6 separate regions of the Mus musculus genome follow, and all the other regions are linked to region 2. A link is a loop called in an ENCODE intact Hi-C map of the cell type or tissue named here. Cell type or tissue: left cerebral cortex. All regions are shown on one strand.

Region 1 (5,000 bases), 820 kb before region 2:
GTGTGCCACCACGCTCGGCTTGCATGCAGTGTTCTTAACAACTGAGCCATCTCTCCGGGCCTTACCTTCTTACTTCTAATAGGATATTTTGAAACTCATTTCAGTGACAGTAGCAGCCAGGAGATGAATGGCGTGTTCTTTGAGTGAAATGGTTTTCCCTCTTCTTCCCCAGCACAGTGAACACTGGACTAACTGTGTATCGAAATAAAGACGCCATGAGCCATTTTGCCATTGCAGGAGGTAAGGCAGTTTTATTCTCGTTCACATTTTAATTTCAAGTATGTTTAGAACATATAGGATTTATGAATCTGAACTGCAGATTTTTTTGATTGGCTTCACACTGTATCTTTCTCAACATTCATACAAAATGTACTTATGAATAGCCTCATATTTGACCCTTGGTGGTTATTAAAACAGACAGATCTTCCGCTTTCATTAAACGTTGCCCATGAGGACGGGCAAAAACAGATCCTGTGACAGAAAGTGACAAGTAGGTGTGACATGGATATGACATGGATGATGTTGGAGGAGACCTTTCAGATCATTTAAGCTGCCACCGGCAGACTGGGAAGGAGCAAACTGGAGGACAGTGGGCTAAACAGGGCGTCAAGAGGGGCTCTTCCCAGGGTTCTGTGGAAGCAGGGAGCTGTCTCAAGCACAAGGCTGGGAAGTAGCTTGAGGTGAGGCTGGGCTGTGAAGTACAAAGATCAGATTTTCCCATGGCAGGAGTTTGGGTTTCTTTCAAGCCCCATTCCTCTAGCAGTGAGAGACCATTTATGGAGCACAGGACTGCTGACATGCCTTTTATCCCGGCACGTGGAGCTCTCTAGAGAGGAGCACAGGAAATGCTGTAGCCAGGAAATTGTTTAAAACAGTTACAGTCAGGGGCTTCTGTCACCGTTAGCTTAAGGATTTGGTGATGTTTGGGGCCACAAGTTCAAGGCTAATCTAGGCAGAATCTAAAAACTCTATACCTTTAAAAAAACAAAACAGAACCAGAGAGAGCAATGATAGGGATCTGTGTGTGCTCAGGAAAGACGAGTGTGGGCCCTGAAAGCTGCTCTTCTTGGTTGCTTGTAACTTCTTCTGGGCACAGAAAGTAAAAGCCAGGAAAGATAAAGTAAACTGAAGCTTACATGCGTCGTTTTCTAAGCCACGGACAAATGCGTTGGCTAAAGGTAGACACTTTAGTCACAGCTTACAAGGAATTGTTGACTGACTCTTCCCAGGAAGCAGACATGGAAATCATAAAACTCAGAGCAGACATCAGTGCCCGTGCTCCTCAGGAAAACATATATACTGGATCTAGGCAGGCACTCCTGGAGAAGCAGAGCGTGTGAGGGGTGCGGTTCAGCTCCAGGGCTGTCTGCTTTCAAGCTGGGACTCCCAGCTCACAGCCATAATCCAGCACTTGGAGGATGGACGCAGGAAGATCACAAACTCACACTCTTTCTTGTCTGCATAGAGTTTGGCGCTAGCCTGGCCCACATGAGCCTTTGTCTCAAAAAGATAAAAAGTTCATTTTCAACAGTATTAACAGCAAGACATGGAAAAATGGGGTGTGGGGTGGGGGTTGGAAATTGCTACTGAAGGAAACTATCTCTTGGACAGACGTGACAAAGGATCAAGTAATGTCAAAGTGTAATGGTAATGAGTCTTCACGTACAGATAGATAAAGATAGGAAATTAGACAGTAGTCAAAGTAGCTGGTGTTGCTAATGCAGCGGTGGGAGTTAAGTAACAGTTCACTGCAGGACTAGGGCTAGGACTCAGTGGGCAAAGCACTTGCCATGCAGATGGAAGGGCCCGAGTTCAAATCCTCAGAACCCTGTGGGAGCTAGATACACAGCATAGGTGTCTGTGATTCCAGCGTTCCCACTGGGAGATGGGATGTAGAGACGGGGGGTCCTTGGACAGTTAGGGTGGAAAAACAACAGAGTGACCCTCGTCTTGAGAATGAGGAGCCATATCTGAAGTTGTCCTTTGAACTTTACATACATGCTGTGGTATATATGCACACATGCACATGAACGTGCATCATACACAAACACAAATGTACATTTTTACACTCACAAAAGTATTAAAAATTTGCTAAAGAACTCAACTGTAGATTTAAGCAAGCAGAGGGAAGCATCGTCCAGGCATGGTGTCTTCATAGCTGTAAACTCAGCGACTGGAAGGTAGGGGCAGCAGATGCCTCATGCTTGAGTGCAGTGTGGGCTGGAGAGTAGCAGAATGTGTGGAAAACAGTTTTTGTTTTCTGTTCTTTAAGAAAGGGTTTCTCCATGTAGCCCTGGCTGTCCTGGAACTCACTCTGTAGACCAGGCTGGCCTCGAACTCAGAAATCCATGTGCTTCTGGCTTGGAGCCATCCCAAGTTCTGTACTACCAGCCCAGCTATAAATTTTTTTTTTTAAGGAAGACAGTTGAAACAAGATCAGTATAGAAAAAGTAAATGAATATATAATAGTTAAATAGAAGTATAAACCTCAAACTAAACACCTAAAGTTTTTTACCACCTAAGATGGCATTAGTTGTAAAGAGGAAAGATAGCTGGGATGTATTAGTGCAGTTGGTGGAATGCTCCCGTCCTATGCACTGCTCTCTGGGTTTATTCCTCAGCACCACACACACTCTAGGTGGTGGTGCATGGCTACTGTACACTCAGAAATAAGAAAGTAGAGGGCAGAAGGTCAGAGGTTCAAGGTCATTCTCAGCTCCCTGCTGAGTTTGAAGCCAGCATGGGTTATAAAGCTGTGTCCTAGAATTGGAATTCTGGTGAGAAGAGGTGCACTCTGTGTATTGACCAGCAGGTGGCACTGTATGCTAAATGCTGCCTCTGCAGGTCTGCCTGATGCACAGTTTAGTACCCTAAGCAGTACAGACCAGTGAGGCTAGGAGAAGGCATAGTCTTCTGGGGCAGGTGAAGGGCTTTGTTGTTACTGTTGCTTGTTGTCGATGGTCGGGCACTTGGAAGGCAGAAACAGGCAGAACTCTTGTGAGTTCGAGGCCAGCCTGGTCTAAAGAGCAAGTTGCAGGACAGCCAGATCTATACAGAGATATTTATCTGGTAGGGGAACAGAGATGTGGGGGATGAAAGAGGTGAAAGGTGTGGAGGAAGGTGAAATAAACTGTCAACTTTTAAGAAGAAATGGGAAAGAAAAGACTGGGATTAGTGCCATAGGAGGGACTGAGGGTTCATACTTACAAAATGTTTTCTTTCTGACTGTAAAGCAGGCAGAAAGTTACCTTCATGGCTGTTACTACATCATTCATGCTGGGTTCAGAAAGCTCACTTACAGGTCTGTGTTTTTTGTTTTCTGTTTTTGTTTTTTTTAAACATTTATTATATGTAAGTACACTATAGCTGTCTTCAGACACACCAGAAGAAGGCGTCAGATCTCATTACAGATGGTTGTGAGCCACCATGTGGGTGCTGGGATTTGAACTCAGGACCTTTGGAAGAGTAGTTGGTGCTCTTAACCACTGAGCCATCTCTCCAGCCCGAGGTCTGTGTTCTTACTGTGAGAAAATAGAAGTGCAGCATCTAAAGATGATTTAATATTGTTTTCTTTCCCCTTTTTAATAGCTGTCACAGGAGGTCTTTTCAGAATAAACTTAGGTGTTCGAGGCCTGGTGGCTGGTAGTATAATTGGAGCGTTGTTGGGGTAAGTGTTCACTTGGTTTAGCCTAACTGTCTGTCTACTAAAGAGAATAACTATAAAGAGCAAATTTAGTCCTCCGAGACTTTAAAAGATATATGTCTTATGTCAACAAGGGCTGTGACTATTCAATTCCTTATTGGAGGGGGGAGAGGTTCTGAGAGGATTGAACCCAGGACAGCCAGAGCTACATAGTCATGGGGCTCTCTGTTCAGTTCCATTGCAGCTCTTTCCCATGTGATGAAGTAGACAGGTCATGTGAACATCCCGTCAGTCATCCTGTCCCCAGCTGTCTTTGCTGCAGTGCTTTTGACACTGCCTTGACATCCTTGCGCCTCGGTTTTTGGGAAGGCGCTTACAAAGACAGTCTAGTCCTGCCATCCTCGTGTTTTCCCGTTGACGTTCTTCTGAGTGGGTTACCCTTCCTCTCTGCTTTCCTACCCACCCACCTTCCGACCACTCTGTCAGGGTTGGGAGACACTGTAAATTACGGTTTTCTTTTCTGGAGGGAGGGGACAGAGAGGTTTGAGATGCTCTGTAGGCTAGGCTAGACTTGACCTTGTTATCATCCTTGATTTCCTGAGTGCTAAGATTATAAGCATGATATATCATGCATAGCTAGATTTATGGACTTTACAGGTTTGTTTTTTTTTTTGTTTTTTTTTTTTTTCAAGACAGGGTTTCTCTGTATACCCTTGGCTGTCTTAAAACTTATTCTGTACACCAGGCTGGCCTTAAATTCACAGAGATCTGCCTGCCTCTGCCTCCTGAGTGCTTGAATTAAAGGCATGTGCCACCATGCCCGGCTGATATGTCTCTACCTCCCCAGCACAGGAGTCCCCTGTCTCCACCTCCCCAGTACAGGAGTCCCCTGTCTCCACCTCCCCAGCACAGGAGTCCCCTGTCTCTACCTCTCCAGCACAGGAGTCCCCTGCCTCCACCTCCCCAGCACAGGAGTCCCCTGTCTCCACCTCCCCAGTACAGGAGTCCCCTGTCTCCACCTCCCCAGAACGGGAGCGCAGGCACATGCTGCCACACCTGACTTTTTATATGGATGCTGGGCATCCAAGCTCAAGTCTCCTCTCCAGGCCCTAATGAAGTTGTTTTGTTTTTTGGTTTTGATATTTATTTATTTTTATTTCATATATATATATATATATATATATATATATATATATATATATACATACATATATATATGTATGTATGTATCATTAGGTCCCTTGGAAGCAGTATAAATTAAACCTGGGTCCTCTGCAAGAGCTATAAGTGCTCTTAACTGCTGCCCCTAAATCAGTCTCTTAGGATGGACCTGGTGACATAGCAGCTGTCAGGTATA
Region 2 (5,000 bases):
GAAAGAGCTAAGTACAAGCTCGTGAAACAAATGATACAGAGGTAGCTCAGAGAGCACGTGAGCTGGCGGTGGTGGGCGAGCACATTCTTCCTCTGCCTGTTGTTCCATCTCCAGATGTTGCCTTCTGGGTTCTTTTGCTTTCCAGTCTAGACAGGACCCTGGGAGCTTGCTGCGGTCATGCCTTCTCCTCCCAACCCCGCCTGCCTCTCCCTCCATCCCCGCTCTGTGAGAGATTACCTTCAGTGTTTCAGAACACGATTCTATTCTTTAATAAATGCCGGCAGAGGCAAGACAGTGCCGGGCCACGCTCTAACCTAGATGGTAGCCTCACTGTTAATCTTTATAACATACCGCACCTGCTCCCCCGCCCCCCGGCTCTCCCACCCCCACCCCCCGACAGTTTTGCTTATGTCTTCTGGTTTTTACTGATTAGAGGTGGGAAATGGTAGCCCTTCAAGGTTTCCACTTGGAAGTCGCTGATAAAGATTTAGCCATAATGAGCCCCCTTGCCCGACCTATACTTGCCCAGACCCCATAATTTTAGAAACATATCTTATCCACTCGCCTGCTTGATTACATCTTTCCCCAGCTGCTCCACTACTTGACCACAGTGCTCCTGTCTCCACGGAGCCCCTTCCCCATCTCTTTTCTTAGAGACCCGCCTCTCTTCCCTACCTAAGGAGCATTTCCGTCTTTGAATTTGAAACAGCATTTGAAACAGCTGTACAAGGACACAATGTTTAATTTAGGAGCTGAGTCTGTAGGAAGGGGTTCTTTGTTAGTTTCCAGAGTGATGCAAAGCTTAATTTAGAATGCAATGTAACTTTCATTGTTGTTCTTCTGGAAGTCAGAGCGATTATGGATTGTGCTGCAGAGGCAGCCTGCCTGATGATGCTCCTATTTGGCAGTACTGGGGGGAGGGAGGAGTTGTGGCAGTTTCATCTTTTATTCTCCTTCAGAGATACTGGAGAGGTGTGCAATGGGAGCATTTATATTCAGGGCAGACCTGTCTCATTCAGTCTTTGTAGCCGGCCAAGGCCCTGCAAAGGGTGCTGTTAATGCTGGATTGAGTCACATTGACTGTTTGCCCTCTACCTCCTACCTGGATCTTACACGTAGCCCTATTAGCATCTGGAACTAGGAAATGAGAGAGAGCAGCCGCCTAGTACTAGCAAGGCAAGGACTTAGACAAGACCTCAGCTTCCTTCCGTTCTTGGCTCCTGGAGAAAGCTAGCATGGCTAACTCGAAGGGTATCATGCCCTATCCAATCTAATTAGTTTCTTCCTCTCAGGGACTCATGTGACTATTAGTGGAATGGGAGGTGGGGCCATGGGATTAGGAGGGCCATCAATTAGGAGAGCCATCAATTAGGAGGCTACAATAGTCACACCACCACAGCATCAGATTTGAGAGAGAGCATGCCTCCTCAGTGCCTCTTTGAGCTTCAGGCCAAGCAGCTTCTGCTAGTTGACTGGCATACAATCTTCCGGCATTTTACAAACATGCTTAGCCATGTTTTCTAGATTCCCTAGGGTCTAAAAGCCCAGGAAGAGAATGTAATCTCTATTTTCTTCAAAGATACACACACACACACACACACACACACACACACACACACACAAGTAATTGCAAGTTTGAAGAGAAATACAAGGTTCCCCAAGAGAAATGTTCTGTAAATAAAGGTAGGTACTTGGCCTGGGGTGTGGTACATGCCTTTAATCCTAGCACTTAGGAGAAGGCAGAAAAATCAGAAATGCAAGGATAGCCTTGGATACACAGTGAGTTCAAGCCAACCTGGGCTATATGAGGCCTTATCTCAAAACAAATGAAAAGGAAAAAGTTCTGGCCCCCCCACACCCAGAGAACCTGAACCTCACAGATCAAGGGAGAGTTAGGCAGAGAGCAAAACTGCTTTTCCACTTCTTATCTGGATCACAGCAGTCCCTAACTCTAAAAATTCCATTGTGCTCTGGAACTGTTCAGGAGACTGTTGTTCAAAAATCAGAAACCCCACAACTGGAGTTATCCGCTTTAAGCTGACAGTGCCTTCTCTAAAATACCCAGGAGACCCAGTCCTGGAAGTTAAGAGACAGACCGAAGTCACTGTGGGGTAGCAAAGGGCCGCTTATGCAAAGACAAGGACTTGAAAGATGCGACCTCACGGCCACGTGGTGGCGGACTTCGCCATTTTTGCTTACCAGCGTGTTTTAGATTTTATTCAAAGTGCGGGGCTTTGATGTATTTGTCTGGGGGTGGGCTCACCCCCTTGCATTTTTCGTAGGTTTTACTAGTGACTCGAGGATAGTGAAGAGAAACAAGAAAGAAACTTAGACACAAGAAAGTCAGGAAGACAAAAGAAAGGCACGGAGCCCACAAGAGCCTGGGAAACCGATGAGAGACTTAGGAGGAGGGGGCGGGGGATTTGAGTCTACAGACTCCGGAAAACCTATTAAGGCGTCCTGGGAGAAGGTCGCTGGGTCCTTCAGGGTGGGAATCAGGCTGTCCGGGTTGAAGCCTCTCGGGATTAAGAGCTGAAGAGAAACCACAAAGGTTCATTGTTTTATTTGTGCCTTGACTTGGCTCCTGACCATCGGATCGCTGGAGTTCTGATAAACGTCCTGAGCTCCCCCTACTGGCTGCCCTGAAGAACGTTACCATCTGGATCCCAAGAGAAATAGGATTACGTAACCCCAGCTTTGACCACTTAAGACTTTTATTTTCTTTCCCAAGGTCTTGGCTTTTCCAAATCCTGCTGCCTAATGCCAGAGCTTAAATGCCCTGACTGATTGCCAAGGTCCCAAGGCCCAGAGGAGGCAGTTATGAAGGGGCCATGCTAATGGGAGGGCATGCAGGAGGGTAGCCGAACAGACTTTTTTTTTTTTTTTTTAATATGTGTCACGCAAATAAAAGTGCTGCAAAAATTCCTAAAAAGGGGGACTTTTTCTGAACTTTCATCTTCTTGCCTCAAATGTGACGCTGGCATTAAACAAGGCCTCTTTGCTTAGGGGGCGGGCCTGCCGGGTCTAGATAGGAAGCCATCCAAAATAAGCCATCCAACTCCATAGCAGCGAAGACGCACCCGGCTCTCCTTTCCTTCCCTCTCCCCTCGGTCTTAAGCTCTGCAAAAGACAGGAAGAACTGAGAACAGCAAGAGCAGAATGTTCTCTGAAAGACAGAAGAAAAAATCTCTCTCTCTCTCTCTCTCTCTCTCTCTCTCTCTCTCTCTCTCTCTCTCCCTCTCCCTCTCCCCCCTCTCTCTCTCTCTGTGTGTGTGTGTGTGTGTCTGTCTGTCTCTCCTCCCTCCTTTCCTCCCTTCCTTCTTCCCTCTCCTCATTATCTCTTCCTTTCTCTCCCCTCCCCCTCTTTGTCTCTGTCTCCCCCTCCTTCCCGGCCTCTCCCCCTCTTCTCTCGTCTCCTCTCCTTAAGGTTGATATTAAACAAGGTAGAAGCCCTGTCCTTCCTAAAGGACACAAAGGCTAGCCTTCTGTATGAGAAATGCCAAGTCCAGAGGCAGCGGTTGAGGGAGAGACAAAGAAGGACCTCCAGCGTTGAAGCAACAGGAACAGAATATAGGAGCTAGCAGCTGTTGACTGGAGCAGCCACACCCGTGGGGAGTGGTCCTGGGTTAGCAAGGGAGACCCCTGGGCAATAGGCAGAGGGTATGAGCATCACGTGAAGGAGGGGCAGATTTTCAGATGTGTGACTAGGATGCTTGTTCCCCCCGAATGGACCGTCTTATGCCCCCTCCCCTTCTCTTCAAAACCTCCTCTTCACAAATTAGCAATTTACCGGGAGAGGCACAGTGGCAGAGGCCAGCCTGGTCTGCAAAGTGAGAACCAGTCTCAAAACAAAACAAGCAACTTTCCTTTCATAAAAGAGCTATGCCTCTTTCAGGGTCCCTAAATGTCCCTAAAACATTGTTCAGGGTGGTAGCATGAGGTTATTTTCAAAGGCTCTGGGCAAACATCCAAAGGATTCCTTTTCTTTTGTTAACCTGAAGGCAAACCACCATTGGTTCACAGCCTTGCAGGGAGCAGTGCAGCTCTCCGGAAATGGCCACTTGCTCTTTCGTTCCCTCAGGACGAGGTAGCCGCCTTTCCTTTGTCCTTCTGCCAACCTCCACGTTTTCCTCTCACCATCCAGCTGGTTGACACTGGCTCCTCTTCTTTCCAGGGCTGACTTTGTGCTCTGGGTCTGCTTGCAGGGTGTTGATGTAGGAGGAGAAAAAAAAGAAAAGTGTTGTCATGTGTTCGTGGGATCCCAACACATCTGACACTCTGCAGGGATCTGGCTAAGCTAAGCGCATATTCCACAGAAGTCAAGGGGACCCTTTATTCTATCTGCAAGACACCTTTGCAAAATTCCTGGCAAATTGACAGCCTCCAAATTATACCTCCCGTTTTGAATAGCCCTTGCTTATTGTCACCGTAGAAGAGGATTTGGGGGACTTGTGAGTCCATGGGAGCAGAATGGCCTTGACAGACACTGCAAAATACAAATAATATTTATTGCCAATGAAAGATTCACAACCGAAACTAGTCAAGCTCTGCTTCGGTTGAAAGGGGGTAAAAAACAGGCAAAAGATAAATGCTCTGAGCAAGATGAAATGTCTGTGTTGCAATAGCTGAATGGATTGTAACATTTTCTAACTTGTTAGTCATAAGGTAGAAGAAACCTACTCAACTGCCCCTGCTATGGATGCCTGCCGATCATGGCCAGCAGGGGGCAGGTTTCAGTCAGAGATGGGAAATTATGGAGCGCACAGCCCTGTTCCAAGCTTGTAGACTGTTTATTTGGTACTATAAATTTCCCCTCTCAGTGTCTGCTTCACACACCACCCCCAGGAACCATAATCCAAGGTTCTTCATAGGTTCAGGGAGATGATCGTTCAAGTAACCAGGTCCTTGACATAAAATTGTCTCTATATATTAAGAGCTTGGTAAAAAAACAAAAAGGGTGGTTCTGTATTCCCCCCTCCCCCCACTGGGTGCCGCAAGCT
Region 3 (5,000 bases), 92 kb before region 2:
CTCTGCAGGTTTTTCCTGGGAACTGAATGTTCTTCCATAGAGCTCCAGTGGGAAATTGCAGTGAGGGGCCCTTACTACCTGGAGTGAGCTGTTCTCTGCTGTGCAGTGGGATGAGGAGGCTGGAGTGAGGAGTAGGTTACTTAGAACAGATCGCAGACCTTGAGACTCACAGTCTCGTGCTGATGAGACACAGATTCCTTACTTCTGCAAACGGTTCTGTCTTTTCACAAAGTGGTTGGCAATTCCTAAGCTGGCTGAGAAATTAACCAGGAATTCACTTCATCTATCACAGAAGAGTAGCTCTCTTTTTATTGACTGACTAATTAATTATTATTATTATTTTTTTTTGGTTTGGTTTTTCAAGACAGGGTTTCTCTCTGTAGCCCTGGCTGTCCTGGAACTCTTTGTAGACCAGGCTAGTTTCGAACTCACAGAGATCCATCTGCCTCTGCCTCCTGAGTGCTGGGAACAAAGGCATGTGCCACCACTGCCTGGCTATTTTATCATCATCTTAATCATCAGGGTCTCACTGTTTAGCCCTAGCTGTTATGAAACTCACTAGGTAGACCAGGCTGGCTTTGAACTCACAAAGCTCTACCTGCCTTTGCTTCCCACGTGTTGGAATTAAAGGTGAGAGCCACTGGCTAACGGTGTTGAGGGCCATCACAAGGATGGAGGAGCATTCTTTAACCAGAGTTAAAAACCGAGGCTATTTCCTCCACTCAAAGAAAATGGCTGAGGGGCAAACGGGGCTCAAGGCGTATCTGAAAGGTAGAGGGAGGGGGTCACATACTGATCCACTTCCAAAGCTAATCAGTTATCTGAACACGGGCCATTTAATGAGTTTCCTTAACTTTGTTCCCTGCTCTGTAAAACGGAACTAACAAAGCCCAACTCACAGGGCTGAGAGGCTTTAAAAGAAATGCTAGAAGTGATCCGAGCAGACACAAAACACTTGGTAAAATCCTAAGCCCTCATGTTTGTAAGCGGGCCAGGTAGTGATGAATTGTCTGGAGTCTGGAGCCAGACGGCTTGGGTTTGCATCTTGCCCTCACTACTATAACTTATTTTGTAAGTTGCACAAACTTCCCTGACTCAGTTCCCCTATGATTAAAGTAGAATCTTAATACAAGTAGTAGCTACCTAATAAATACTTGCTGCTTTTATTTCTCTAGAAATAAAAATAGACTGCTTCTACCTCAATCAGTGATACAGTGAATTAAAGGAACACACACCAGTACAGTGTGTGCGTGTGTGTGTGTGTGTGTGTGTGTGTGTGTGTGTGTGTGTGTGTTTAAAGTCCTGAAGACTGTGTGCATTTATTAATTCTGGGATTGACTCAAGCTGTGATGCAAAGGGTGGGGCTAAACTGTAAAGTGAAAGAAAAACTCTGAGGGGCTATAAACCACCCACCAGGGAGCTATTTCTTTTGTAATGTGCATTCCATTTCTTCTCTCTCATGCGTTTTAATTCTTTCCACATTTCCTGCCACAATTATCAAATGTTTAGTTTCTGACCTCACTTTTCTGGAGACTGGAGCCCAGGGAATTTAGAATTGTTTATTTTCTGTCCCTAAACCTTTGAGTTAATGGAGGGGCTTGTGCCATAGGGTTTGTTGGTTTGTTTGTAGTGTCTCAGGAAGGTCACTGGAGTTGAAAAGAAAACAAGAGAGAGAGAGAGAGAGAGAGAGAGAGAGAGAGAGAGAGAGAGAGACTCTACATATTTTAGCTGGAAACCAGAGGCCCCCAAAGGGTAGAGCCGCAGATTCCTGCATTTGCTCAACCGAGTTTAAGGGGAAATTTGGATTATAAAAGACTCTTATAGGGCCCAGATAATAACAATGACAACAACAAAAATCCAGGACATTTTACAAAGAAGAAAATGCATTTCAGGAAATCTCAATTCACTCTATGAAGAAGAAAGGAAATTTCATTTTGCTGTTAAAAAAAAAAACTTTTAAGTGCCCCCCCCCCCCCCCCCCGGCTAGGAAAGACTTGGAAAGAAAAAGTCCGTAACTATTCTGTTTCCTCTGAAGTGAACAGAACTCAAGGCGCCTTTTTGAACTCTGCGGCTGCTCTGGCCGCCGCCTCTGCTCCTATCCACCCAGTCTGTCCTCTCTCCCCACTCCCCAGCCTCCCTCCATATTAGGCGTGGTGGGGCTCCAGCTTTTGGCCCAAACTATTTCAAGAATTGAGATCTAAGTTTGTTAGGTAGAATTTCTGCTCCTAGCGTGCCAGAATCCCACTCCATCGTAAGGCTGGGGGACCTTCAGTCCCACCCCCAGAGAGCATCCCTAGAGTGCACACTCGACCGCTGGGGCGCAAACCCCAGAGACCGGTCACCTACCTCGCCGTGGACCAGGGCGATGGTCACCAGCGAGAGCGCCAGCCATCGTTTCCACATCTGCGGAAGAGAGAAGAGGGTGAGAGTGAAGGCGCTGGGCCCCGCTCAGACCCTAGAAACTTCTTCGGGTCCCACAGATTCATCCCCCTCCTCCCAGCACCCTCGGTGCCCGCAGCGGCCCGGCCTCTGCACCGCGCTCACCGTGCTCGGGTCCGGGACTCCGGAGGACACTGGGCAGGGTGGCGGCAGCGAGTTAGAGGCGAAGGTGGGAGCGTCGCTTATCACCAGGCTCCGAGGAAGTCCGACCTGGGCTCGCCGCCCCTTAAGACCCCTCCTTCCCCGCCCTCCGGCCCCCCAGCTCCTCCCTATTCTCCTCCCCTTCTGCAGCGCTGCCCCCGCGGCTCCCGCTGCGCTCCCTCCTCCCGGCCCCCGCCAGTAGCCCAGGAGCGTCCATGCACCGCAGGCATCCCCGTCCTCTCCTAGACCCCAACCAAGAATCTTCAGATATCTCAAGAGAAGGCACTGGGTGTCCGTGTCTCAGGGGACCCTGAAACAAAGGCGGGGGAAATCACAGAAATCCCACGCCCGGGAGGGGCGCTGGCCTGCGGCAGCGGGGGGGTGGGTGGGGGTGGGTAACAGAAGGAACTCGCTGAGGACTGCAGTGACAACCAGATGGACAGTACAGTGGGCATCCATGCCAGGGCTGGGACTCGAACCTAAGCATCCCAGAGCCACCCTTCCTTGTTGAAAGGGAAAAGGGAGAGTAGAGGATGTGAAGGTATTACTACAGCCCAAGAAGGAAGCAGGCATAGGAGCCCAAGATGGGCTGGTGAGCAGAAAGCTACTTTGCGGTCAACTGTGGGTGTACTAGGGAGAGGGGGCAAGTGCCCTGCTCTGCAGCATTTTTATATGCTTCCCTCCAACCCAGGAACTCTAACCCCTCTCCATCTCACCAATCTCCCGTTAGCACCTTGGCCATTTCTGGAAAAGTCCCTCTTTGAGCCTTTGATCTCCACCAGTGTTTCTTTCCCCAGAGGTCTTCAAAGGTGTGCCGCCCCTATAATAAGAGTGTGGATCCCCAATCTCTTTCCTGCCCTGGCTTCCCTATCTCTGGCGGTCAAAAATAAATCTCTGTGTGACACATTTCAACCTCTGGTTGCCGACTCCCACTTTCTACCTGCTCAGCCCATTCTTGACAGCACTGAAAACTAACCGCCATGTTCTTTCGCTCTGGGGTTTAGACAGTACCGTGTCACATCTTCATTCACTGAGATACTTCATCCACTTTCTTCTCCCACACCAAATCCAACCTTTCTGCCTTCCTTGTAAGCACTCCATTTCACCCCGTGGCCGAACCTTTTCGTCTTCTCTTCACCTTCTTTGCCACACACCCCGATGCTCTCATCATACCAGGTATCATGGTGTGCTCTGAACTTGTCTTAGTTTATCGTCTACCGAGGTCTGCTGAATACCTACAGCTGAAGGTTTCAAAATTATGCCTAAATTCCACACTGAGATAGCCCGAGTGCTACACAGATGGAAACAAAAATGTAAACTCTGTTATGGGTCATATTGGAATGTTGGCCATGGCTTTAAAACAGCAGGGGCTGCAATGGGTTTGCTACTGCTGAACCCCAGAATCAAACACACCCCATAGGTACAGGGAGAGTTGGAAAACCTGCTTGTGTAAAAATTAGCTGCATGAAAAAGCAAAATTAATGAATAAAAATAAATAAATAAATAGTCACTGCCCTCTATACTTAAGAGGGGTGTGCTAGTTAGTTTTGATTGTTGAGTTGACATAGCCTGAAGCTAAGAGAAGAATTGCCTATTAGACGGGCCTATGTCTGTGGAGGCATTGACTTGATAGTTGATGTTGGAGGACCTAGCCCACTGTGGGTGGTGCCATTCTGTAGGCACCTGGTCCTGGGCTAGAAAGCTAGCTATGCATGAGCCTGCAAGCAAGCCTGCAAGCAGCATCCCTCCCAGATTTCTGCTCCAGGTTCCCACTTGGGGATCTTTCTGCTGTGACTCTCCTCAGTGATGGACTGTGACCTCTGAGATGAAATACACTCCCCCTAAGTTGCTTTTGGTCGATGTCTTTTATCACAGCAACAGAAAGGAAAATAGAACACAGAGAGAATGATGCATTCTTTGAAGCTCAGCAGTCAGGTGTTACATGCCTTCCTATTTGTTGGATCAAGATGAACAGAGCATAAATGCCCCCCATTGGCTACCCTGCCTGTCATTGTGCTAGATTTGAAGAAATGAGCTTGGATGTACTAAGGTTTGCTTCTGTCCTCTAATAACACCATTGTGTGCCCTCAAAACTTCCTGTGCTTTTCCCATAGGAGGGCTGTCAACATAGCCTAAGCGGTTTCTCACAGATATCTCCTGCTTACAAGGAGGCCATTTCTTTACGGAAAGTCTCTTGATTGCTTTCAGAACTGAAAATGAGTTTCTTTGCATCTCTTGCTTGCCCTTTTCTTGACAACAGCTTGGGGGTAGTAGAAAATACTTAAGTTTGAAGTCAAAACCAACCTGGCTTTCTATACTGGCATTGCACTTACCAGCTGCTAACCTTTGCCCTCTCCCAGCCTAGGTTCTAGCATCTGACAAATGGCAGTCATGATGCCCTTCAGGGGCCAGTACAATTT
Region 4 (5,000 bases), 300 kb after region 2:
ATCTCTGACAGAGAAAGGGATGGGTCTGGAAGTGGTGTTTCATACCTAAGATGTAGGACAGTAAATATTTGGGACGATTTCTAATGATCCCTGTTGCTTAGATTAAAGTGTACAGTTAGTTATGGACCTTGAGCCTTTTACCAAAAGCCAGTCAGGGCTCAGAACTACATCACCTTCTTCACAATGGTGCGATGTTTCTTTTTCCTGTATGGAATAGAGTATTTTCCAAAATGATTCAAATGAGAAAAAAGCTTAAGATGCATCTTGTCATGATTTGAGAGAAATGTTTCCTCAAAAATTTAATTTGTCTATGTGGAGAAGGGGAACGCTGGTCTATTTCCATAGGCTGTATAAAGTAGGCAAATCATTTCCTTAAGATTTGGAAGCCAACATTTCCACCGAAAACCAATTCATTTTGGTACAGATGACTTAATGGAGAGAACTAACAGTTTGTAGGGATTATTTACAAATCTACGTTCAACGCATATAGCAGGGCAGCGAGATCGTCTATTAGATGCACCTGGCCCTGGTGAGCAGAAATAGATTCAAGGGGTGCTGGGGGGTGGGGGAAGGCTGCAAAATAAGCCCGGTCCAAAAGCCGGGTCCACAATACAGTCCAGAGCACGACCTAAGGTAACCCTTTCTGCAGCCTGGGACTCCCGGAGCGCAAGTTCTCAAGCTTGCAAGCATTCTATTGATTCACACTTGCGTCCTTCAACAGGTAGCACCAATTACAGCCCCCAAAGCACGGCGCCAAGGCATACTGGCTAGTATGGCTGTCAATCAAATACATCACCTACTTTCCTAAATGATCCCCTCCTCCTGTCACTGGCTTTTTCTCTGACCTATCCCCAAACTTCTTTCCTGCCTGGAATCCCTAAGACTTAGGTCAGTGGAGCTTGTGATTGGCGAGAGGATGTCCCGCCCCCCTGGTGCCCAGAGTGCCCCGCCCCCGGCGCGAGAGTCTGGGAGGGAGGAGGGTGCGGGCCGACTGGGGCGGGGCCTACCTCCCACGGCGGGGGCGGAGCCTGAGACAGACCCGCCCGCTCGGTTAGGACCTCGGAGAGCGCCAGGCACCAGGACCAGAGGGACCCGAGAAGCGGCCGGATCCGGGCTGGACCTTCGCCCGCCTGTGAGCCTGCAGCCTCCGCGCCCTCCGCCTCACGGGCTGGCCGGCGGCTAGTGGCGTCTGAGGAAGGTGCTAAGTCTGGGGTCCCCAGGGACACCCGTGCTGTCCCATCGCGGCTTGCCCTCACACCTGTGCGCACGCCTGTGTGTGTGTGTGTGTGTGTGTGTGTGTGTGTGTGTGTGTGTGTGTGTGTGTGCCTGTGCAAGAGGGAGAGCGCGCCCGCGCAGCTGTCTGAGGTGCGTGTGGCTTCCCGGCTGTCTGTGAGGGCTCCAGGGCTCGTAGCCCGCGGTGGTAGCCTCAGCGCCCTGCTTGGCTGGGAGGGAGCGAGAGAGCCAGCTCTGCGCGCCCCGCAGGCTGAGGCGGGACTCGGGCCGCAGGCGTCACCGCCTCACATCCCCCGGAGAGCCGCTGCTGTGCAGAGGGGGAGCCGGGCGGGGAGGGGACACGGGAGACCAGAGGCGGGAGAGGGGCAGAAGAGAGGAGCTGGGGACAGGTGGAGGCAGGCGGTCCCCGCTCGCCCCTCCCGTCGGCTGTGGCCGTGAGTCACCGCAGATGTTTTGGGGTCTAGGTTTTTGGGTATATGGGATGGAAAAAAGCCATTTTTTTTCCTGTCCCCTAGTTTCTATTGAGAAAAAGGAAGCTTTGAAGATGATGGGATTGTGTGGGGGGGAGCCCCAAACATGGTGGAAGAGTAAATACTGGTTCCCCTACAACATCGTTTTTTCCGATAATAAAAATTTATGAGTTGACCCTGAAGAAGGAAAGCCCCCCTTTCAGAACAGTCCATAGGGTCTTGGTCTGTTGGGCTCTGGTTTGATTGTATAATAATGATGATATAATGCTAATGACGATGATGACACGGCCTTTTATTTTTACCCCAGTGCTGATAAAGCATAGCTACAGCTGGGGATAAAGCCCTTGAAAATCTGAATGTGCGAAGGAAGGAATACTGTTGCTCTTGGAGTTGTGTTCTCTTTATCTTATAAAGATATCCCTTTTAAAGTTAAAATTTGAGGACATGAAGCCCGAACCCCTCTTCCCCGTCGATTACATCCAATGCTCATAAAATGGGGACTAGCTACTCCTGCCTTGACTAATGAAAAGATAGAGGCTTTTGCCCCGTAAAATTCCATGTTTGTGACCACTTCTCTTTTCCTTTTAATTTTTCGACAGTGTTTAAAATGAAGAAGTTTAATTTCCGAAAAGTTTTGGATGGCTTAACTGCCTCTTCCCCTGGCAGTGGTAGCAGCAGTGGCAGTAACAGTGGTGGGGCTGGAAGTGGCTCTGTCCATCCAGGAGGGACTGCAGGGCTTCCGAGAGAGGAAATTCAGGAAAGCCTGACTTCAGACTATTTCCAGATTTGCAAGGTAAGTTTTGAATTGGCTTTAGGGCCTGTTATATTTCTACTTTACTGTTGTGAAGAAACAAGGAGACACACACACACACACACATACATTTGCAGGGCTGGAAATTGTTGAGACGTCAGTATCAAAGAGCCTAGTACTAAGTTGATTTGAATGAATAAAAACACTTTAGATATTAACTTTGGCATCGGTTTATAAGCAACAATGGTATTTTAAAGAGAAGGAAAAGACACACAAAAAGTAGTATTTCCAAGGTGTTAAAGCCAAATAAGTGGACAAAATACGTTTGTGTATACGTACTAAACTGAAGGAGAAATGACAGCCATTTGGCTTCCTGGGTTTTCATTCTGAGAAACTGTTATTCCTTTTCTCTGTCTAGTTGTAAAATGAATAAGGCTCTCAACATGTTGCTAGAATTAAGTAGATAATAGATTAATGTGCCCAGTGACAGTGTTCTAAAATTCTAGATATTAGAAAAAAAGGGATCTTAGACCCTTGATAAGCATACAAATCCTATGGGCTCAATTCTTGTGAGAACTCAGAATTCCCAGAAAAGCAAAGCAACGTGTTCTGATTCAGAGGAAAACATTTAGGCCATTATACTTTGATTTTGAGCTTCCAATGAACAAGCAGAATTTTGGACAGGGAAAGAAGATGAGAAATAGTAAAAAAAAAAAAATGTAACATTGCTATATAAAGATATTATAGTATTACTTTATGAGATGGTATATTTTCTTCATTGCTCTTTTTGGGTGTTACCTTTCAGTGTAATTTTGATATGACTTATATGAGAAAAAAAACCACCTTTAAGTCATTTGTATGATATAAATGAATATAGTTTTATAAATGTGATTGAATACATAATATAAATACATAATAAGAAAAATCAGGTTAAGTTTCAGTCATTGTCTCAGCTCTTCCTAGAAAGTTTATTATAAAAACATCAAATCTATAGTTATTAGTTTACTTAAGGCCCAAGTTTATTTAGAATTAAATAGATTTAATCAATTGTGTGAAATTTGAATACAATATGAAGTAATAGATATTATATCAGTTAAGGAAGAACTTAATAGCGGTTCTGAAACAAATATGTGAAAGAGCCCTGGAAGCCAAATTTGAATTGCTACACAGGAGAATCATGTCTTGATTATTTATTTCTATTTCCTTTCCCATATTCTGAAAAAAAATCCTAATACCCTCAAGTAATGAACGTGATAGTGATGCAGGAGAATTTTATTTCAGATAAAATTAGTATAGAGCAGGTAGACTCAAACCAGATGGATGATGAACAGTAGAGGCTGTAAAGCAAGTAGAGAAATTTTTAAATGAAATAAATTCAGAGGTATGTATGTGTAAATGCTGGAAATAAAGTGCAGCACACGGTTACCTCCAAGTTTCTTAAGAAAAGAGTGGTCATGACAAGTGGCAGAAGTTAAGTATGGTCTATGTCTGATACATATGGCATGGTAGGAAGGACAATGGCCTATGAATAAGTTTTTTTTTTTAAACATTTTAAGCCCTGCCATTTGCCAGCCATATTATCACGGGCAAGATATGTTTTTCTTCTTGGAACCTTGTTTCCTGCATTTGCAGTATGAGAATAAATATTTCTATTTTCCTTATATGAAAGAAAGCTTATTAGAATTTGAGAAGACAAGACGGTGAAGAGAATACACAGGGTGAGAGGGGTGATAAAATATTTATATTTTTGAAGTTGAAAAGATACCTTGTTTGTTGTAGAACAAATATAGCCATTATAATATACTTTATATTTAGGGTAATAAGTTTCAAATAAACTATGAGGTTAGACAGTTGTATTAGCTATGCAGTAATTGTACTGCAGTCACACCAAGTATGGAAAACACAATAGTATATTTGACTAGGACTACAGTTAATTTAAAAAGTGATTATGTAACTATATTATAGGTAGCATAGTCTATAATGGATATATAAAGTAGATTAAGGAAAAAGCAAAATTAGAGCTGTCATTGGGATGAGGACTTCTTTTAGGCTTACTGATCAAGTGTGCAGAGAAGATTCTTTTGTGAATGATAAGACATCAGCACCTTCTGGACACTTTTATCTTTTTATTGTGGCTAAAACTGAAGTGTAAATCCAGATTCTGTTCCCCACCAAGCCTCCCTCGACCATCTGAATCCTCAGATCCTATTTGCTCTGTGTTTCTGAATTTTGTGCCATTTCCCATCCCCGGTACTCATTCCTTGCATCTTACTTTCTTGATTTGTGTCTTGAAAATACATTCTGATCTATCCTCACTTCATATTTTACCTTATTATACTTCATTTTGTTGTAATAATGTGATTACCCGAATGCAATGTGATTTGTTTGGCAGGAATTCTATGTTAGTTTCCAGAGAGCAGTAGTTCTCTAGAAACAAAAGTCTTTTGTTATACTCCAGTAAAATCAATTAAGACAAATAAATGTGATGTTTTATTAACTTAAGTTTATTTGATGAATTATAACAAGCTGTACTGCCAATCAATACT
Region 5 (5,000 bases), 130 kb before region 2:
ATAGGACCAGTTTGTTGGTGGTACATTCCTTTACTCCCACGACATTCACCCCCCAGCTCTGTGGTAGTGGTGGATAAACAAAGACAGGGATTCCCCCGGGGCCTCTGTTCCGCCAGGCTGGGCTGGCTGAATCACCCAAGGCTTCCAGGCCTTAGACGACTGGGCTGGAGCTGGTTACAAAACAACAAAGACAGAAGAGGCCTACGAATGACTTGGGTAACAGCAAAGTCCACATTTCCAGCCCTTGCCTACAGTGTATCTAAAGAACTCATACCTACAAGGCTTACTGTAACAGTAAATGTTTTAAACGGGGGAACCAGACACACACACACACACACACACACACACACACACACACACACACACACACACACACACACGGAAACAAAGTAGAGGCTTGAGAGGTGATGGGTCCATAATAGCTGCTCTGCTGCCACTTGGAGGCTGCTCTGCAAACTCCAGGTTATTCTTGTCTCCCATAAGCCCCCTTGCCTGCCATGCAGAGCTCTCATTGGTCTAGAACTCATTTGCATGCTCAGATCTCATTGGCTTAAATGCTGTTGCTAAACTAATTTTTTTTTTTAAAATGTTGCTAAGGAGAATTCAAAAAAGCTGGCAGACAGTGAAGAAAAGAGGAAGTAATTCCCAGAAGGGTGGAGGATGGATTTAGATCTTTGTTTCCTAAACAGAGAGGGGGAATAAAATTGAGCAAACTCTTCAGACAGACAGGGCTCTCCCTCTTGTGGGAGCTGTGTCTCCGAGCAAAAAGCAGAGCCAGAAGGGAATAGAAAAAGACAGTGCTGATTGTTATAAAAGACAATTCCAGTGGCCTCTTCAACTTCCCTGAGCTGAACACTTTAACCCCTGGGCCTATCACAGGAGCTGAAGATACACAAATGCACAAATCAGTGAGCTTTGGCATATGTCTGCATTCAAGGAAAAACTCAAATGTTCCCAGTGTGTACTTAACTAGTCCCTCTGATCCTTTAAACTACACATCTCCTCGTCTGTGGGGCAGGAGAAAATGGTGGGTGGGGGAGGGGGCGAGCATGATCAAGGGGACACCTTACAGGGCTGCTTGCAGAAGATCCTGCCGAGTTCAGAGCCTCATCTTGTCTCATGTGCATGTTTATTGTTTAGTTATTGGTGTGTGGGAGGGGCACACCAGTCAGGGCAAGTTTGTGGAGGTCAGAGGATGGCTTTTTGGGTGTGTGTGTGTGTGTGGGGGGGGTTCTCTTTCCATCGGGTGAGTTCCAGAGATTGACCTCTGGCCCTCTGGCCTGGCTACAAGTGTTTTTACCCAATGAGCTACCCCCTCTTCTCTCCTACTGTGGTAAATATTCCTAATAAACACTATTATGTGGAATCTGAATTCAACCCAAGTCATTTGCACAGGTAGCTCACTGACGTTATGTTTGGAGGAGAACACCTTTTTCTTTCACCCTAACAACTAGTACTTGAAGAGTGCAATTAAAAACGTGAATGTTTTCACACACAGCATTTCACCTTACTGCATGGCTAACCTGAGAAGAGCATGCATATGATTATTAGCTCCATTTTACAAACGAGCAATTTGAGGCCCCAAAAGGTCAAATAATTTGCCTAAGTTCCCCAAACTAAAAAGAGAGAGAGAGAGAGAGAGAGAGAGAGAGAGAAACCTCTATTCAGCCCACGGGTAACTAAGAATCCATTTGTAAACACCTGGCTTCCCTCAAAGTGACCTACTATGGTTGGTGCTACTTAAGCGCTCTATATGTTCCTAATTCCAGAGTCATATTATCCCTCTTTTACAGGTAGGAAAGCTGACTTGAGAGGCCCAGTAACAAAAAGCGATAGAGTTGGATGTTCCTCCAACCAAAGGCAAATGATTCCTTTATGTTTGGTTGATTCTTACATCCGTATGCATTAAGGTTAGGGAAACTATAATGGGAATATGGATGTTACAATAGCAAGTGTAAGGCGTTTAGATCCCATATGCAGCACTCATACCCAGCCCCCTTCTTTATCTGCCACGAGTATTCTCTTGCAACCCCCTTCCTTGGGTGCAGACATAAAACATTGAAGGTTAGAATTGTCTTGAGAATTAACTGAGCCGCGCCATGTGCTGTGTAACAGGAAGCGACTGTCACTACAGGGGGTGATTTATTTTCAGTTTCCCCTGCGAAATGATGTCACTGTCACCTTGGACTGTCATGTCCCCATTCTTCCCTGTCTCATTGACAGTGGAAAGGTACGCCAGTGCCGAACTGACAGGATGCAAAATGCAAAGGGCCCAGCAACCCCTGGAGGGCCTTTCATACAGCAGAGATGGAGGAGGCTCTGGTTATATAAGCGGTCTCTTTGCAGGTGATATATCTGTCAATAGGTGGCAATCTCTCTCTTTGTCTCACACAGCCCTGAGCCGCATTGCAGAAGAGCCTTCCTGGCTGCTGCAGCCCCGCTCTGTCCTTTCAGTGAGAAATACAGGCGTGAGGGAGAGGAGGGTAGACCCGCCAGGGACACAGGCAGAAGGATCTGCCAGTGTGGGAAGGCTGTCTATTCTGTGGTGCTCAAAGCCATTCCGTCACCTCCTCACAGTGAGTATGCTTGATTACAGACGTCAAGGTCAAAAATGAAGGGCACTTCCTCTAGGGAAGCATTTCTTTGTGCCATTCAAAGCTGTCCATTAAACCCCAACATCTTTGAGAAGCCAAAGTATTGGAGCCATTCCTTAAGGCTGTTGGAAAGTTCCTTAGAGTCATAAGTGGGCTTCTGTGGAGTGGCTGGTTCTGGCCAGAAAGTCTAAGGTAGTAACCTAGTCAGGGGTTGCAAAGGCCTTAGGCCACGGGCTGACATACTGATGCTAACTCAGCACCCACAACAGTGCGCGCCTCTGCAGACATCTGTGCTCACCATTCCTGTTCAGGTGTTGGCATTTTCAGTTGCATGTAACAAATGAGGAGTATTTGGGACTCAGAAAAGCTCCGTGGAAGCACCAGCGACAGGCAAGTCACGAAAGGGACACAAGTTGACCTAGTCCCTGAGTCTCCACAGTCCCTTCTCAAGTAAAGCCAAGAGAGGGTGCTGCAGGCAGAGGGGCCAGCTGCACGGCCTGGCACAGGGATGGCGTGCAGCTCTTTCACTATTTACACTGTTTACACTGTCATCAGTCATAATGACTTTTGGGAAAGATAACCACATTGGCCTGTGCACAGTCTCCATACAAGGTCTCAGGCATGTCCATTCTTACAAATGTGTGAACAGACACATAGACCTGAATGTACTCACGATGGATGAAGTATTAATAGGGGCTATGTTCTTTTTGTTTTGTTTTGGTTTGGTTTGGTTTTGGTTTTTTGAGACAGGGTTTCTCTGTATAGCCCTGGCTGTCCTGGAACTCACTTTGTAGACCAGGCTGGCCTTGAACTCAGAAATCCGCCTGCCTCTGCCTCCCGAGTGCTGGGATTAAAAGGCATGTGCCACCATGCCCGGCTGCGGCTATGTTCTTGAAGCATGAATACCTAGATGTAGCTTTAAAAGCCAACAAAACACTTGTATGGTGGCCCGTGAGAGACTGAGGCATGAAGATATTGAGTTAGGCTGTTGTGGGCTACATAACAAGATTACTGTCTAAAACAACAACAACAACAAACAAACCCAAAACTACAAAACAAAGCAAAAATCCCCCAAGCATCAACAATTAAAATAAATAAATAAATAAATAAATAAATAAACAAGTAATAAATAAATAAATAAATAAATAGAAACTCAACAAGCTTTCTGCTGCTGTTTTAGTTAGGGTTACTATTGCTGTGATGTAACACCATGACCAAATGCAACTTGGAGAGGAAAGGGTTCATTTGACTTCCACTTCTACATCTCTGTTCATCATCAAAGGTCAGGCCAGGAACTCAAGCAGGGCAGGAACCTGAAGGCAGGAGCTGAGGCAGAGGTCATGGAGGAGTGCTGCTTATTGGCCTGTTCCTCATGGCTTGCTCAGCCTGCTTTCTTACAGAACCCAGAACCACCAGCCCAGGGATGGCACCACCCACAGTGGGCTGGGGCCTCCCCCATCAACCACTAATTAAGCAAATTTGCTGACAGCCTGATCTTCTGGAGACATTTTCTCAAATGAGGTTCCCTCCTCTCCAGCTTGTGTCAAGTCGACATAAACTAACATAGCCTCCAATAGAAAAGCATTAGGAACTTGTAGCTAGGATCTTCCACCTTTGACTTGTCTCCATGTTGTCTTCTGAATGCATATGACAAGCTAGACTTTGAAGAGTTAGTCTCATGGCTAATTTCACACTACAAATTCTTCTGGGCCAATGAATGCCTTTTACCAGTTGACAACTTTCAGCTCTTGCATGTTAACGATGCTGTGTGATTGCATAGCAATTTTTAAATCAATTAAACTTATTTTAAAAATTGATGTGTGTGTGTGTGTATGTGTGTGTGGTGTGTGCATCTGTATGAGGATAACCTGTGGGTGCCCAAGGATGCCAGAAGAGGGTACTGGGTCTCCTGGAGCTTGAGTTACAGGTGGTCATGAGCCAGCACATGTGGGTTCTGGGAACCGAACTCTGGTCCTCTGGAAGGACACCAAATGCTTTTAAGCACTGCTTGGCAATCTTGGTGGGCTATTTTTCTTGTTCTCTCTCTCTCTCTCTCTCTCTCTCTCTCTCTCTCTCTCTCTCTCTCTCTCTCAAAGGAGCTTGACATTAAGCCCTTCCAGATCTGAGATCCTAACATAATGATTGCCCCAAGATGACATTCATTGTACCCTGGCCCTAGCCTCCAGCTGTCAAATTCAGTCTAGTTCCAATAAACCATTCTATCTCTCTACAAACCAAGGAACAGATCATCTTCAGCCCAAGGTTTTACAGACAGGTAATTATTATTATTATTATTATTATTATTATTATTATTATTATTATTATTATTATTTTGCATGCAAATAAAAAAGAAAGTTATTTGGAAAAAAACCCAAAAAACCAGTAGAGGCGATCCTGTGCCCGAGT
Region 6 (5,000 bases), 260 kb before region 2:
TTTTAGTCGTGCTACCTCAGGGGAAAAAGACAATTATCAAGCTAACCTAACTATGAACCCTGTGAGCTACAGAATTGAGCTTTCTGAGAAGACATACCTGTGTAACAGCAGAGGGAACACTATGGGAGTAACTGTTTTTAAGTGGATTTGAGACCTAGTCCATGAAAAGGAACCTGTCCCTGAGACTGTCAGCAAGGTCCAGAACCTACGGATTGTTAGGTCATGGGCCCCGGGGGGAAAAAGCCATACTATTATTCTGCTAAATCAACACAGCAATAAAATGGCTCCTAATGACTTATTGGTTCAGCCATGGATCAATACATCACTCAGCCTTCGGCGTCTTCTTGTAGGTGGCAATTTATACAGAGCTTCACAGCTGCTCACCATGCAAACATGAGGAGAGGGCTTAGCCTTAAATGGGCTGTCTCATATATCAAAGCCCCCACCTCAAGGCTCATGGATCTATGAGGAAGAGGGTCAGAAAGACTGTAAAAGCCAGGCATAGTAGTAGATGACTTCAGGGAAACTGCTTCCTAGACATAACCGGACATGCATACATGCACACATACCCTTATGCATGCAGACACACAGACAGACAGACACACCCTCAGACTGAAATGAAGCAGATCATCTGATTGTTTTTGTTTGTTTTTGAGACAGGGTTTCTCTGTGTAGCCCTAGCTGTCCTGAAATTCACTCTGTAGACCAGGCTGGCCTGGAACTCAGAAACTCGCCTTCCTCTGCCTCCCAAGTGCTGGGATTAAAGGCGTGTGCCACCATGCCTGGCTGAATTATTTGATTGCATTGTTGCTCCTTTGAACAAATTTCATTGTCCAAGATGGCACTTTTTAAAATGGGCTATTTTATCTTTCCTTTCATGAGCTACTTCACCACATAATGTATTTTGATCCACAGTGTTTATCATCTTGTTCTTTATAAATACTCTGACTTAATAAATTTCATATATACAGCAGTTATGGTTTTCTAGAAAACCATGACTAATAGAGTAAGTCCCAGGTATCCACACGGCTACAAGCATCAGATCCTTCTCACATGGGCCTCACTGCTGGGCAGCCTACAACGCAGCAGCCTAGAGCAACCGAGAGAAGAACAAGACCCAAGATGGAAGGTGTCATTTCATACCCTAACAACTAAAGGGGCACACTCCATGGTAGTCTCAAGTTAAAAGCATCATTTCCTTTTGGGGGGGAGGGATGTTTAAATTTTTTTCTCTGGTGTCAGAGGACAACTTGTTACAGCTAGTTCCTTCTACCATGTGGGGTGTCAGGGATCAAAATCAGGTCCTCCAGCTTGGCAGCTAGATCCTTTATCCACTGATCCACCTCCCTGGCTGGGAAGGGAGAGACTATCTCAAACTCTCTATAGACAAGGATGACTTTGAACTCCTAATAGTCCTGCCTCCCGCTTGAGCTCTGGGATTACAGGCAAGCATCTGGGTATACATGATGCTGAGGACTGAACCCAAGGCTCTGTGGATGCTAGGCAGGCACTTTGTCTACTGAGCTGCCTCTCCAGCCCAAAGTTTCTTTCGTTTAAGTGAACAAAGCTTGCCCCAGAATGCTTTCAGCTACTGGTTTACTGGGAGCAAACCACATGAGAGATAATGATATCATTGTATAATTTGCTGACAGGGCGCTAGTTTACATTATAAAAATCGTGTAGGTCTCTACCCCATACTCATGCCCTTTACGGTTCTTTTCTTGGCAGCACTCACCACTTGGATTTAAGCATCCTTTCTTCCAAGACCACCAAGCACACTTACTGTATCCATTATGTGTCAGTCTGTTTGAAGTGTTAGAGGCACAGTGGGAAGCATGAGAGACAAGGTCCCTATGGTCACTAGCTTTGCAGTAGGGGGACCCTAGCTAGGCCTAGCCGCTCTTGGTGCCAAGATGATGTCAGCATTCTGGATTTCACAGTTCTGGTTATAGGGGTTGAGACTCTAGGCAGGAGGCTGCTTACCTGTTCTTCCTGCAGCGAATTGTGAAAGCCAGAAAGAAGAGCACCAGAAGTAGCCCACAGCTGAGAAAGGTCCACATAATCCCCAAGAGGGCAGGAGACAGTGGGGAGGCGGCTGTACTACTGTGCTGGGACTCAGTCTGGAGGCAGAAAAAAAAAAAAAAGGAGAGGTTAATAATGAGGGATCACGCCTTTAATATGAGCCCTCACACTCAGGAGGCAGAGGCAGGCGGATCTCTGAGTTCCAGGCCAGCCTGGTCTACAGAGCAAGTTCTAGGATAGCCAGGGATACACAGGGAAACAAAACCAAAACCAAACAAGCAAAAGAATAAAGGATCTATAGATGGCACCAAAGTAGGGCCATGCTTGTGCTACATGGACAGTTCCTCCTCCTCCTCCCTCTCCCCCTCCTCCTCCCCCTTCCCCCCTCTTTCTGCCCCTCCCCACTCCTCCTCCTTCTCTACCACTACCACCATCACCATATTTATGTCTAGTCCCATGGCATCTATATAACGCCCCATGGCTGTTCACTTACAATGGTTGTCTTGCAAAGATCATGAAGGGGTCTCCGATCCAGCTCTTGACCAGGAAAACTGTCACAAAATTCAGAGCAGTTGATTTCTGGCTCCATGTCACCCCATGCACTTCTATGGGCATCTACTCAGTCTTGGCTATTCCCAGTCAAGGATGCAAACCGTTCGCTGAAGCACAGAAACAACTCGAGTCTTTCTGCCAGAGGCTCCATCTCAGAGTTGCCTCCAGAGTCCAAATCCAGGATTAAAAAACAAATGGCTCCAAGTAGAAGTGAAAGGTTGTTTCATTAGTCTCCTTCATCATGCATATTTGAAGAGCAAATGTTCTTCAGCTGGTTCCTGGCTCCCAGTGGGTAGCACATGGTCAAGAGTGGGCATCTCAGGTCATAGAACGAATTGATTCTGGCTCACCACCAGAGGGCAGTCAGCACTCCACGTGCTCCCACACTGGGCCCTGGAGGGAAGCAATCAGACTGGTTAACAAACATGCACACGCAGGTTTAAAATGGTTTTAGTATCTCAGCTATACATGGTTACATTCTATCGTGTGTAGGTATATGCTTATAAATATCGCAACATTTTAAAGTATAAATGTTACTTTTGATTCATAAGGCACATCATCCCCTTTTCCCTCCCCCAAATTCATGTCCTAAGATCTTTCCACACAGTTCCTTGCTTAACCTCTGTTTGATCCTAGGTGATTCTGGGATCAAGGGCCCATATTGTCTCTTGTCTCTCAGGATGAGGAAGAGCCTTCCATGTCCAGACAGCTGAGTTGCCCAAAACGTGTACTGGTTTTTATCTATTTATTTAGTTTTTTAAAAAAAGATTTATTTATTTATTATATGTAAGTACACTGTAACTGTCTTCAGGTAGCCGAGAAGAGGGCATCAGATCTCATTACAGATGGTTGTGAGCTAGGATTTGAACTCAGGACCTTCGGAAGAGCAGTCAGTGCTCTTAACCTGTGAGCCATCTCTTCAGCCCCCATATTTATTTAGTTTTTAAATTTAATTAAACATTTATTTTTACTTATTCACTTTACATCCTGCTCACTCCCGGTCACCCTCTCCCACAATCCTTCCCCCACCCCCTCCCCTCTTCTCTGAGCAGGTGGTCCCCTCCCCTGGATATCTTCCCCACCCGGAAACTTCAAGTCTCTTTGAGACTAGGTGCTTTCTGTCCCATTGAGGCCAGACATGGCAGCCCAGCCAGAAGAACGTATCCCACATATAGGCCAGAGCTTTGGGATAGCCCCTGTTCCAGTTGTTCAGGACCCACATGAAGAACAAGCTGCACATAGACAACATTTGTGTGGGGAGGCCTAAGTCCAGCCCATGCATGTTTTTTGGTTGGTAGTTCAGTCTCTGAGAGCCCTGGGGGTCCAGGTTAGTTGACTCTATTGGTCTTCCAGTGGAGTTCCTATCCCCTCTGTGTACTGGCTTTTAAATTGTCAGAATCACGGAGCTGCCATGGGTTAGTTGGGTTCTAGGGAGAGGGGCTGAGTGACCCACTGAGGAGAGATTATTACGCTCAGAAAATATTCATAATATGAATACTGTGATCAGAAGAGAAGCCAAGACAGACACCTGCAGTCTCAGTGCTTGGAAGGCCGAGGTGGGCGTGTAGGAGTTGGCCAGCCTGGCTACAAAGCAAGATGTGCAGAAGAGAGGGAGGGGAGGAGAGAGAAGTGGATGGGGCATGTGGTCCACGGGTCACAGACTGGACATGCCTGAGTCTTATCCCTACATTTGAAAACAAACCCATCTTTTAATAGAAAAGATAGATTTGGGGTTAGTCACAGGAATGTAAGAGGTTGCCATTTCTGCTTTGTGTTTTTGAAAGCACCTAGTATAGCATCTGTGTGTGTGAGTGTGTGTGAGTGTGTATGTGTGTGTGAGAGTGTGTGTGAGTGTGTGTGTGTGAGTGTGTGTGTGTGAGTGTGTGTGTGAGTGTGTGTGTGTGAGTGTGTGTGAGTGTGTGTGTGTGTGTGTGTGTGTGAAACTTGGACAAATATTAGATGCTACTAATCAATAGTCACTGAACACTAGACCCATGGTTAAAGCAGAACAATTGTGACAGGTGCTGAGTGCCGTCTTTGGAGTCTGTACTTAGACATAAACAATACAGCACCAGGTGTTGCCCTGTCACTGGACTCTACCATATTCTTGAATTATTTACCAGCTTCATGACAGAGCAATCACGAGAAAATTAGAGTCCGCTGTCTCCCATCCAGCATTTGAATTCTTGTGCTGTCTGGACAGATGACTGAATATTAAATTACGAAGCAAACAAGGCATGGCTATTCGTATCCTAATTTTGTTGGAATTCCAACAGAAAGGGTCTTTCTCTCTTTTTTTCTAGCCACACCCTACTTTCCTACTGAGTATTCTAGCAATGAGCAATGTGAGGAGTCACAGAGCAAACTACACTATGGTAGTCTGGAAGGACGTGTGTTTTTACATTGTCTTCTCCATCTTAGTGGTA

The links. Peaks named below come from ENCODE experiments on the same cell type or tissue, not always from the same donor. Only the 100,000 strongest peaks of a DNase experiment are listed, where the experiment ranks them.
Region 1: a loop joins it to region 2, with 6 times the contacts of the local background. A loop is called at or near these places in 3 of 42 quality-filtered maps.
Region 3: a loop joins it to region 2, with 2.6 times the contacts of the local background. A loop is called at or near these places in 3 of 42 quality-filtered maps.
Region 4: a loop joins it to region 2, with 5 times the contacts of the local background. A loop is called at or near these places in 4 of 42 quality-filtered maps.
Region 5: a loop joins it to region 2, with 7 times the contacts of the local background. A loop is called at or near these places in 25 of 42 quality-filtered maps.
Region 6: a loop joins it to region 2, with 10 times the contacts of the local background. A loop is called at or near these places in 22 of 42 quality-filtered maps.

What each region holds. Positions count from the first base shown.
Region 1 is chr16:38,504,079-38,509,078 of GRCm38, reverse strand. It overlaps Timmdc1 (translocase of inner mitochondrial membrane domain containing 1), which reads left to right. Exons shown (of 7, transcript NM_024273.2): 4 at 173-240; 5 at 3,589-3,667. Among named protein-coding and RNA genes, the nearest start is that of Timmdc1, 16 kb to the left of the region's middle. In left cerebral cortex, a CTCF peak has its summit at 2,809 (motif pointing right); a DNase peak (open chromatin) is centred at 2,808.
Region 2 is chr16:37,682,503-37,687,502 of GRCm38, reverse strand. Gm35833 (a long non-coding RNA gene) reads right to left here. Exons shown (of 3, transcript XR_876061.1): 2 at 3,996-4,195; 3 at 2,205-3,120. Among named protein-coding and RNA genes, the nearest start is that of Gm35833, 4.2 kb to the right of the region's middle. In left cerebral cortex, CTCF peaks have their summits at 2,439, 2,639 (motif pointing left) and 4,717 (motif pointing right); DNase peaks (open chromatin) are centred at 3,000, 3,527, 4,253, 4,728 and 4 more places; H3K4me3 peaks cover 1,625 bases; H3K27ac peaks cover 3,461 bases.
Region 3 is chr16:37,774,697-37,779,696 of GRCm38, reverse strand. Fstl1 (follistatin-like 1) reads right to left here and starts at 2,642. Exons shown (of 11, transcript NM_008047.5): 1 at 2,545-2,642; 2 at 2,347-2,403. The coding sequence starts at 2,403. In left cerebral cortex, no CTCF peak of the experiment used is centred here; DNase peaks (open chromatin) are centred at 2,170, 2,260, 2,770 and 3,029; H3K4me3 peaks cover 1,545 bases; H3K27ac peaks cover 1,461 bases.
Region 4 is chr16:37,381,008-37,386,007 of GRCm38, reverse strand. Stxbp5l (syntaxin binding protein 5-like) reads left to right here and starts at 1,050. Exons shown (of 28, transcript NM_172440.3): 1 at 1,050-1,198; 2 at 2,303-2,496. The coding sequence starts at 2,311. In left cerebral cortex, no CTCF peak of the experiment used is centred here; DNase peaks (open chromatin) are centred at 919, 1,511, 2,000 and 2,405; H3K4me3 peaks cover 4,724 bases; H3K27ac peaks cover 1,944 bases.
Region 5 is chr16:37,809,995-37,814,994 of GRCm38, reverse strand. All of the region lies in intron 2 of Fstl1 (follistatin-like 1), which reads right to left. Among named protein-coding and RNA genes, the nearest start is that of Fstl1, 35 kb to the right of the region's middle. In left cerebral cortex, CTCF peaks have their summits at 473 and 2,359; DNase peaks (open chromatin) are centred at 511, 2,377 and 2,831; H3K4me3 peaks cover 390 bases; H3K27ac peaks cover 3,463 bases.
Region 6 is chr16:37,945,335-37,950,334 of GRCm38, reverse strand. Gpr156 (G protein-coupled receptor 156) reads right to left here. Exons shown (of 10, transcript NM_153394.2): 2 at 2,516-2,967; 3 at 1,984-2,120. The coding sequence starts at 2,611. Among named protein-coding and RNA genes, the nearest start is that of Gpr156, 31 kb to the right of the region's middle. In left cerebral cortex, a CTCF peak has its summit at 2,923 (motif pointing right); a DNase peak (open chromatin) is centred at 2,917.